Regions from separate parts of the Homo sapiens genome. Here region 2 is linked to region 1. Evidence: chromatin contacts called from ENCODE Hi-C or POLR2A ChIA-PET data. All regions are on one chromosome and are shown on one strand. Each heading gives the region's core, a stretch centred on a gene start or an enhancer-like site at or near the end of the contact. The rest is flanking DNA. Distances are from core to core; before and after follow the strand shown.

Region 1 (3,958 bases), core at 1,107-3,606:
CTTCCCTCTCCTGTTTCTTCTTCACAACAGTATTACCACCCGATATCCTATATAAATTTTTTATTTGTTGTTATGGCCATTCTCCTTTCAGAAGAATCTAAGTTTCGTGGGGTCAAAGAATTACGTGTTGGAGGGTGTGTATGTGTGTTATATGTTTTCACTGCATTCTCCCCAGCACCTAGAACAGTGCCTGGTACAGAGTACACAATCAAATATCTGTTGCTGTTCAGTGAAGGTCCAGAACTGTTATTTATTTCACCTCAAAACCAGGCTCTTCTCCCAGTCTTCCCCATGTCAGTAAATGGCAACTCTAGTCCAGTTTGCCCAAGCCAGGAACCTGGAAATTACTCTTGATTCCTCTCTTTTTCTCACACCTCTCATCTTCAAATACTGCCAACGCTCTCTGCAAATACACAGGCCCCCTTCCAAAATCTGGCCCTCCCACCTTCTCCACTGCTCTCACCCAAGTCCGAGCCATGATGTGCTCTCACTTAGGTTAGCACAGTGGCCTCATTTATTGGTCTCTCTGCTTCTACTCTTGCTCCCTAGGAGTCTATCTTCCACAGAGAAAAGAGAGAAATCTCTTCAGAATTCGTGTCGAATCATAGACATTCCTCAGTTCAAAACACTCTGATAGGTAGGTTTTCACCTTGGAATAAAATCTAAGTCGTGTGCATGGCCTGTAAGACATGTCCTGATCTTGTCCCAGACATACCTTCTGAAACTTATTTCTTCCCTTTGCTCATTCTCTTCCAGCCACTCTATTTCCCTTCCTGTTCCTTGGCTCTGCCAAGCACTCATGTGTTGTGGGACCTTTCCATGGCTTCATCTGCATGGAAGGTAGAGGCACACAGTACCTGCTATGTCCCATCATTCGGGCCTCCGCTCCAAGTTGCTTTATCAGAGGGCTGCCCTGATCATCTTTCCTAAAATAGCACACACACCACACACACACACATGCACGTGTACACACACACCTCATTCTCCTTACCTTATTTTGAAGCCCTCATTGCCAACTGACATTATACGTTTACTTATTTTTCTTTGACAATTTCCCTGCTTCTCCAAAATGTAGACTCCATGGGGGCAAAGAACCATCTGTTTTGTTCACTATTGTAGCTTCAACACCAAAGATAAACCCCAACAACTACAGGGATGCTTAATCCTAGCGCCTAGGCTCTTAGGGATACATAAATACTTTCTTTCTCAAAGAAACAATATTAGTATTTGAAAAAGGAATGTGGACATTCTTTAGTGTTGCGCCCACCCCTAAAACATAGTCTGCCTCGGAGCAATGGAGAAATCTGATTGGCCCCTGTGGGTCCCATGCCCCCTTGTGGCTCTGTCGTGGGAATGGGGCTGGGGGCAAAGTCCATGCAATCCATAGAAGATAGAGGAAGGAAAGTTCCGCCCACCGCCCACCCAAAAAAGGTCTGTTAGCAGAATTTAGGATGGGGATGGGGAAAAGGAGGAGGATGTGGGGGAGGCAGAAACAACAGATGGCAACTATGGGGATTTTTCCAGAGTGGGAAGTGTAACCCAGGGATAAGCTGGGGTCCCTGGTAAAGGAAGTATCCCTAAATAACTGGACCTTCATACTCTTTGGGAAAGAACAAGCTGAGGCCCCAGGCACACCTGCATGGCATCACCATAGCCTTGCTTCTTGAATGACTCCTGCTGGCATCAGGAGGCATCTCCCTGGCAGGAACAAGCCTGAGGCTTCACCACGGAAGCTGGAGGAAACGCAGGGACCCATGGCACAAACTGACACAGGAGTTCTATGTTTCATTGCACATCATTTTGTTCACCAGTGCATTTGTACGATTCTGCCTCTATGGCTATCAAGTTTAATTAACAACTCATTTTTAGGTAAGAGTAAAAATGAATTAGGTAAAAAAAAATAAGCAACAGCTGCCAAGTGAGCATGGAGCACATACACTCACAGATGGAAAAAATCTACATCTTGCTGCTATGATTTAGCTCAGGGTTTTATATTTAATTTTTGTTTTGTTTTGCTTTTGTTTTTATACACCTCACCACAAGGTATTTTAAATTCTTTAAATGTATTCCCGAATATAGAAAATGTTTCTTGGGCTCTCCTGAGAGTGGGGTGCCCAGGCTGACCACAGGCACACACACATTCTTCCCATAGTACAGTACTTTAAAATTAATAGCACATGCAGAGGAAAAACTAAACCCTTTGACGTCACTCTTGAAATGAGGAAACATAAACAGAAAAGGCTCCACTCCAGTAAGCTGCCAGAGTTGAAGCCGATTGGTCTCTGCTTTTCCTTGCCTGTGGCAACTGACAGCACCTCCCAGCCTAGCAGGCCGGCGGCTGCTCACCCAGCCAGTCAGTTGGTCTGGGCACTGCAGCAGGCTCGGCTCTGTCCCAGCACTTGTCTGGGAGAAAAGTGGTGTTACTCACCCAGGGAGAGTCTCTCTTTCTACCTTCCTTCTTTCTCGATCTCCTTGTGTGCTTTTGTGTTTCTTTATTTCTTTTCCTTTTTTTTCTTTTTTTTTTTTTGTTACTTAATTATATTCCTAATCCTGGATGAAGTTGCTGGATTCTGCAGCACAAGTCTTCATGAACAAGCAGCACCGCTCAGAGATTTCACGGCATTCAAAGGTCACAGAACTGCCACTATGGTTAAATGTCTTGTTTAATGGTTGAGGTATGTACAACAAATTTAAGCGGCAAGCTCAGTTTTCTTGAGAGAATAGAGTCACAGAGAGATGGCAGGATTTTTATTTAAAATGAACCTGTACATATATATGTTTTTTGTCTGTGATTGTTACTACAGCAACCAGCTTTTGAATTTCCTTCCTTTTTCTAGGCGAACTGACTAAACATTATCACTTACCCTGAATTAACCGTTTAAGGGCAGCAGGGTTTCATTCCAACCAGTGTAATGAGACTCCGGCATTTTCACTGCACTTTGAGCCCACACTGAGGTGGTCTTTAAAAAAAAAAATAAAGAATGCAATATTTTTTTTCTCCAACATAAATCTTGGAGTTGGGTAATTTTCATTTTTGGTGGGACAGGATAGGAAAATGCTGGTAAAGGGATTGGTAAGGTTTGTGGAACAGGGAAGAAGGAAATTAGTTTTTTTCTTGAGTTTTTCATGTTGGTTGATAGCAGACTTCAAGATGAAGAAATTAGTGGCAAGAAGGGAAGAAGCTGATAGTGAGACTGAAGGTAGAAAAAAATCAATAGAAGATGTCCAAAAAATGAGCTCTGAAGAAAAATCCTTCATCACCTTGTTGCATTTTTCAAAAAATGTTTTGGATTCAGAAGTCCAGGAGAGATGCAAGTACTAAGTTACATGACCAGAAATTTAGATATTATTATTTATAAAGGAAAGTAAAACTTCTTTATTACCACTGCAAATTTGCTAATTATCTTTTCCTACAATAGTTGAAAATGGAGTCAGATATTCAATTAGGGGCTTAAGTGATTGAGCCTGGGGACTAATTAATCATTTAAAAATTCTGTTCTTCATGTGCTCTAGCCAGAGTGACTATTGCAATAAGAGTAAACCTCTTTGCACCAGAGACAGGCATAGGCATTCATATACAGTAAACACACTAAATGCTGCAGGAAGATTGGCAATTCAATACAGGGCTAATGTTGTTTTCAGTGGCACATTATTATGTCTTAAGGAGGATCCCTGCTAAAAATCATTCCTATCCAAAGAGTCGGTTTTTGTAACAGCAATTTAAGTAATATATGGTTACCATGGATTTCCCTATTACCCTTCTCAAAGTTATGCAATAGCAAATAAGACAGGATTATTTGAAATCCTTACCCTGTTCCAAAATTTCTAACCGATTTTCTTAAAGTTTCTATTCTCAACATTGAGAACCTGAAAGCTTTAAAACTGGGTCATGTTAGCAGTAATATTAAGCACGATTTCAAACATGAGGTGTATTTCAAAGGGTTAAAAAAATTAACTG
Region 2 (3,785 bases), core at 456-2,955, 71 kb after region 1:
GATAGTGAATGTTTTTCCATTCCTAGAGCAAAGTCTCCATGAGTCTAACGATGTTTCAGAAAAAGAGTCACCTAAATGCCAGTAATTACATCAAGTTATCAACCCACAGAAAAATAACCACAGCATATGAAGTTCTCTTGGAATCTTTTTAAGAATCAACTTAGCCTGAGTCTGTGATTTAGGTTCCTTTCCACGTCTTTTAAGAGCTAAGCACAACCTAAGTAGAGGAAAAGTCTTTGAAGTACAAGCTGGTTGACCATTTCCTGCGCAGAGTATCCAATCCCATTGAAAATGTCTTGGAATTGTCCCTAGCTTCATCAGTAAGTGCTGGGGGATGACGTCACTGCGGGATTTCAACCGAACTTTATGTTCTGATAAACAATGTGGTGCTGGTAGTGGCCACTGGTGAATTCTTTTTCTCTTGGGAGGTGCCAGCAAAGTTCCTTATAAATTTTCAAGCTTTGTTAAAAGAATAATAGAGGGTAAGACAGAAAGAGCTTGGGGGTGGTCAGGCCCCGAGGAGGATCGCCTATTAAAGTCAGTGAGTGTAGACGACAATATTTTGGTTTAGTGCCACACTTCTTTGAGTATAAAATAAGAAAATAACTGTCGTTTCTTGGATAACAGGCTATTTCCAACTTACCATCACTTGTCTCGTGTGTCAGTCTTCATCCTAACCATGTGGCAGCATGCAGATGACAAGGGTTATCTTGAATTTAATCCTTTTCTTAGATGGACAGATATATTCAGGAGGCTGTAGAGTTCAAAAGTGGTGGTAAAAGCCCTTCCAGTGGCAACAATAACGATGAAAGAACCCAACAGGCAGTTTTGTAAGCTTTACCCTGAACAAAAGCCAAGAGAACATTGCTTGTAACCAAACAAGGAATAAAAATAATACTAGAGTTTCTACAGAAATCAGTGCATGGAAATTCCCTGCTTATTAAGCTGTTTCCATTATGAGATGTTCCCCTATATTAAAATTTTCATAGCATAATATATCCATCATCTGGACATTCTGAAGATTTTTTTTTCAAGGAAAACTACTTCAGTAATTCTTTATAAAAACAGGTTTCCATTTTCTTTAAGAAACAAGGCTGATTTGCCAATGAAAATAAATAAATAGAATATATCTCCTAATTTTTATTCTAATACCTTCACAGAAAATTAAACCAGGTACCAAAAAGTCATAGCTATTGGGTAGGTTGTGAGTGTATCAAATTTGGACGAATATTATCAGATCCTAAATTAATACAATCAGAGTCTCTTTCTACCCTGTTCTCCACATCCCTTTCTACTATAAAAAAATACCCCTTATACTTTCATCCCAACCTCCTATCCTTCCCAAAAGCATCCCCAAAACAATGAAAAATAAAACTTACTGGAGTAGACTGAGAACAAGCAGTTTAGAACTCTCTCCCTCATTCAATTCAATGTACCTGAAATGAGCATTAGTATTAGAACTCAATTCATGAGGGTTATTTTTACTGTAGTTATATGAAATAAATCTTGGGGATTTACCTTAGAGATTGCATAAGGTCAATCTTGCATCCAAGTTTTTACTAACATTGTTTATTCTAACTCCTGTTTCCTTTTACCCTCCTGTAAACTGCCACCTCAAGATCTCTCAAGCCTTTATTTCCTCACATACAACTCTGGGTAAGGTAAGAGAAAACACAAGCCCAGAGTGGCATTTTATATGAGTCAGTAAGGTACACCCATGTATCAAATGGCATGGGAACCAGGGAATCATTTTGAGTTACTAGGTTCAGTAGTGAAACTCTGTAGTTTTCTTGGCCCTTACAAAACCAGGTCACAGCTGCCTGGCTTCCTAATTTGGTTTGATGTACTGTGAATTCCCAAGGGGGTGAGTCACTCTCTTATTCATATGGAAGTACAGGAGCCATTCCAAAACAAAAACCAGTCTGGGTTTATTTATGATTTTATATGCCCTTTACTGCCCCACTATACAGATGATCCAGAGTTGACTTTCAGCTGTTAATTACCATATTGGAGAGGAGATACATGGCATTTTTCATCTTTTGAGTTACAAGACTTCTTTAATGTGAATATTCCCTAAGTGCTTGCTTGCTTCTGCTTTTGGAATGCTTTACTGAGGCTGGATATATATTATGAAACAATGAATGCAAAATCAATCACACATGGAGAAAATCAAAGTAGTAAAATTAACAACATACCTTAAGAAACAGTCTATGTTAAGTCAGTGTAATAGCATCATTATACATTACTCTTGTTACCTATTAAGTGCTCAAGAAAACCATAAATACCTTGCTTTATAGACTTGATGAGGCAGAAAAACCTTTCCTGTGGGTCATCAAATTAAGATGCAGTATGACTTTACGATTTGTTCCATCTTAGAATTTGGCTGTGTTCTATCTTTCTGATTTCCCAGAGCCGTCCACTTCAGGATGTTTGGGCTTCTGCCAGTGGCCGTGGCACAGATGCTTTTAATAAAGGGATCCAACCACCTTCTGGAAAACCTCCCTGCTTCACTAGAACTTTCAAGAGATATCAATCCTGTTTTATTAGTGTTTATTTAAAAAGAAGAAGAAGAGAAAGAAGCTGAAGTAGCCAACACGATCTATGTAGTCTACTTTATGTCCCTTCTTTTGTCACACAAAATAGAATATTTCTCTTGAAAAAGGCTCATACAATTCCGTAGCTATATACTGAGTGCCTACTGTGTGGCAAACTCTGCACTAGGCATGGAGACACCAAGAAGATGCATGACTTGCCTTAGAGCTATTACACAGACGCAGTATTACTTTGTAAAAATATCTGATAACTAAAATTAATCTGTAAGGTATATAGAGATCTTTGTATAAATATCACATTTCATAGAATATTAAAAATATGTAAAATTGACACTAAGTGATTTGTATTATATATGAAATGTTTAGTATATGATTAGTAAAGCTTCATAAACAATGGGAAACTGATGGGTCATTCAAAAAATGGTATAGGCAGAACTGACTTTTTAGAAAAAAGTAGGTTATACCAATCTCAGATAAAACATAAAAAAGTAGATGAATAGCTGTTTGTATTAAGAACAATATAAAATAGAAAGAAATGAACACATATAGTGGTCTTACCACACAGAAGGAGTTTCAAGGTATAAAAGTCATGAATGAGAGAGCAAATGTCAAACTTGACAACATAAAAATGTAGAAATTATACATGGAAATTTTATAAAATTAAAACACAAGTGACAAACTTGATAATATACTTGTAAAATATGACAATGAATTAATATCCTTTATAATCAAAGAAACTGTATGAAACAATTACTATTACCAACCAGTTGTTACCAAGAGTAGAAAAATAACAACTGAGATGGTTAGCAGTACACAGTAAAAGAAATTCAGAGAAATGATGGACACAAACATATATTAAACTTCACTAGTAATCTAAGAAATCTAATGAAAGCAATAATAAATACATTCTTGCTTATCAAGTTGACAAATTTTTTTAAATGTAAAAACAATTAGTGATAGGAAGGTGCACAGGCAATCTCATTCAATTCCGGCCAAAATTTGAATAAATTTTCTAGACCTGTGTTTTACAGAAAGTATTTAGAAAAAAACTAAAGTTATTATTCTTTCATTCAATAATTCTTATTCCAGAAAAATTTCCTAACCTAAAAAACATGTAAAAATACATTCATCACAATGCTCCTTATGACCTAAAAAATTGGAAACAATTTAATTGTTCTGATGTAGAGAAATAGATATAGTCTATCCAAAGGATATTGTACCATATGGTAGAGC

Evidence for each region. Hi-C counts contacts between places; a loop is a spot of excess contacts on that map. ChIA-PET counts read pairs that join two places held with the same protein, here RNA polymerase II (POLR2A). Pooled maps may share reads with other maps.
Region 2: a loop to region 1 is called in a map of gastrocnemius medialis, with 4 times the contacts of the local background. The contact joins the enhancer-like site here to the promoter of PDE7B in region 1. A Hi-C loop is called at or near these places in 5 of 168 maps with a recorded cell type or tissue (CD4-positive, alpha-beta memory T cell, gastrocnemius medialis, naive thymus-derived CD4-positive, alpha-beta T cell and 2 more) and 7 of 50 pooled maps. POLR2A ChIA-PET finds 5 or more read pairs at or near these places in 6 of 52 experiments (A673, H1, MCF 10A and 3 more).

What each region holds. Positions count from the first base shown.
Region 1 is chr6:135,849,345-135,853,302 of GRCh38, forward strand. PDE7B (phosphodiesterase 7B) reads left to right here and starts at 2,357. Exons shown (of 13, transcript NM_018945.4): 1 at 2,357-2,675. The coding sequence starts at 2,655. RefSeq lists a silencer at 2,144-2,381.
Region 2 is chr6:135,920,551-135,924,335 of GRCh38, forward strand. All of the region lies in intron 1 of PDE7B (phosphodiesterase 7B), which reads left to right. Among named protein-coding and RNA genes, the nearest start is that of PDE7B, 71 kb to the left of the region's middle. Within about 2 kb of position 1,706, at least 11 of the 41 ENCODE cell types and tissues checked have a DNase peak (open chromatin) inside an H3K27ac peak, as active enhancers do; they include PC-3, gastrocnemius medialis and psoas muscle, where a contact is called at or near this core.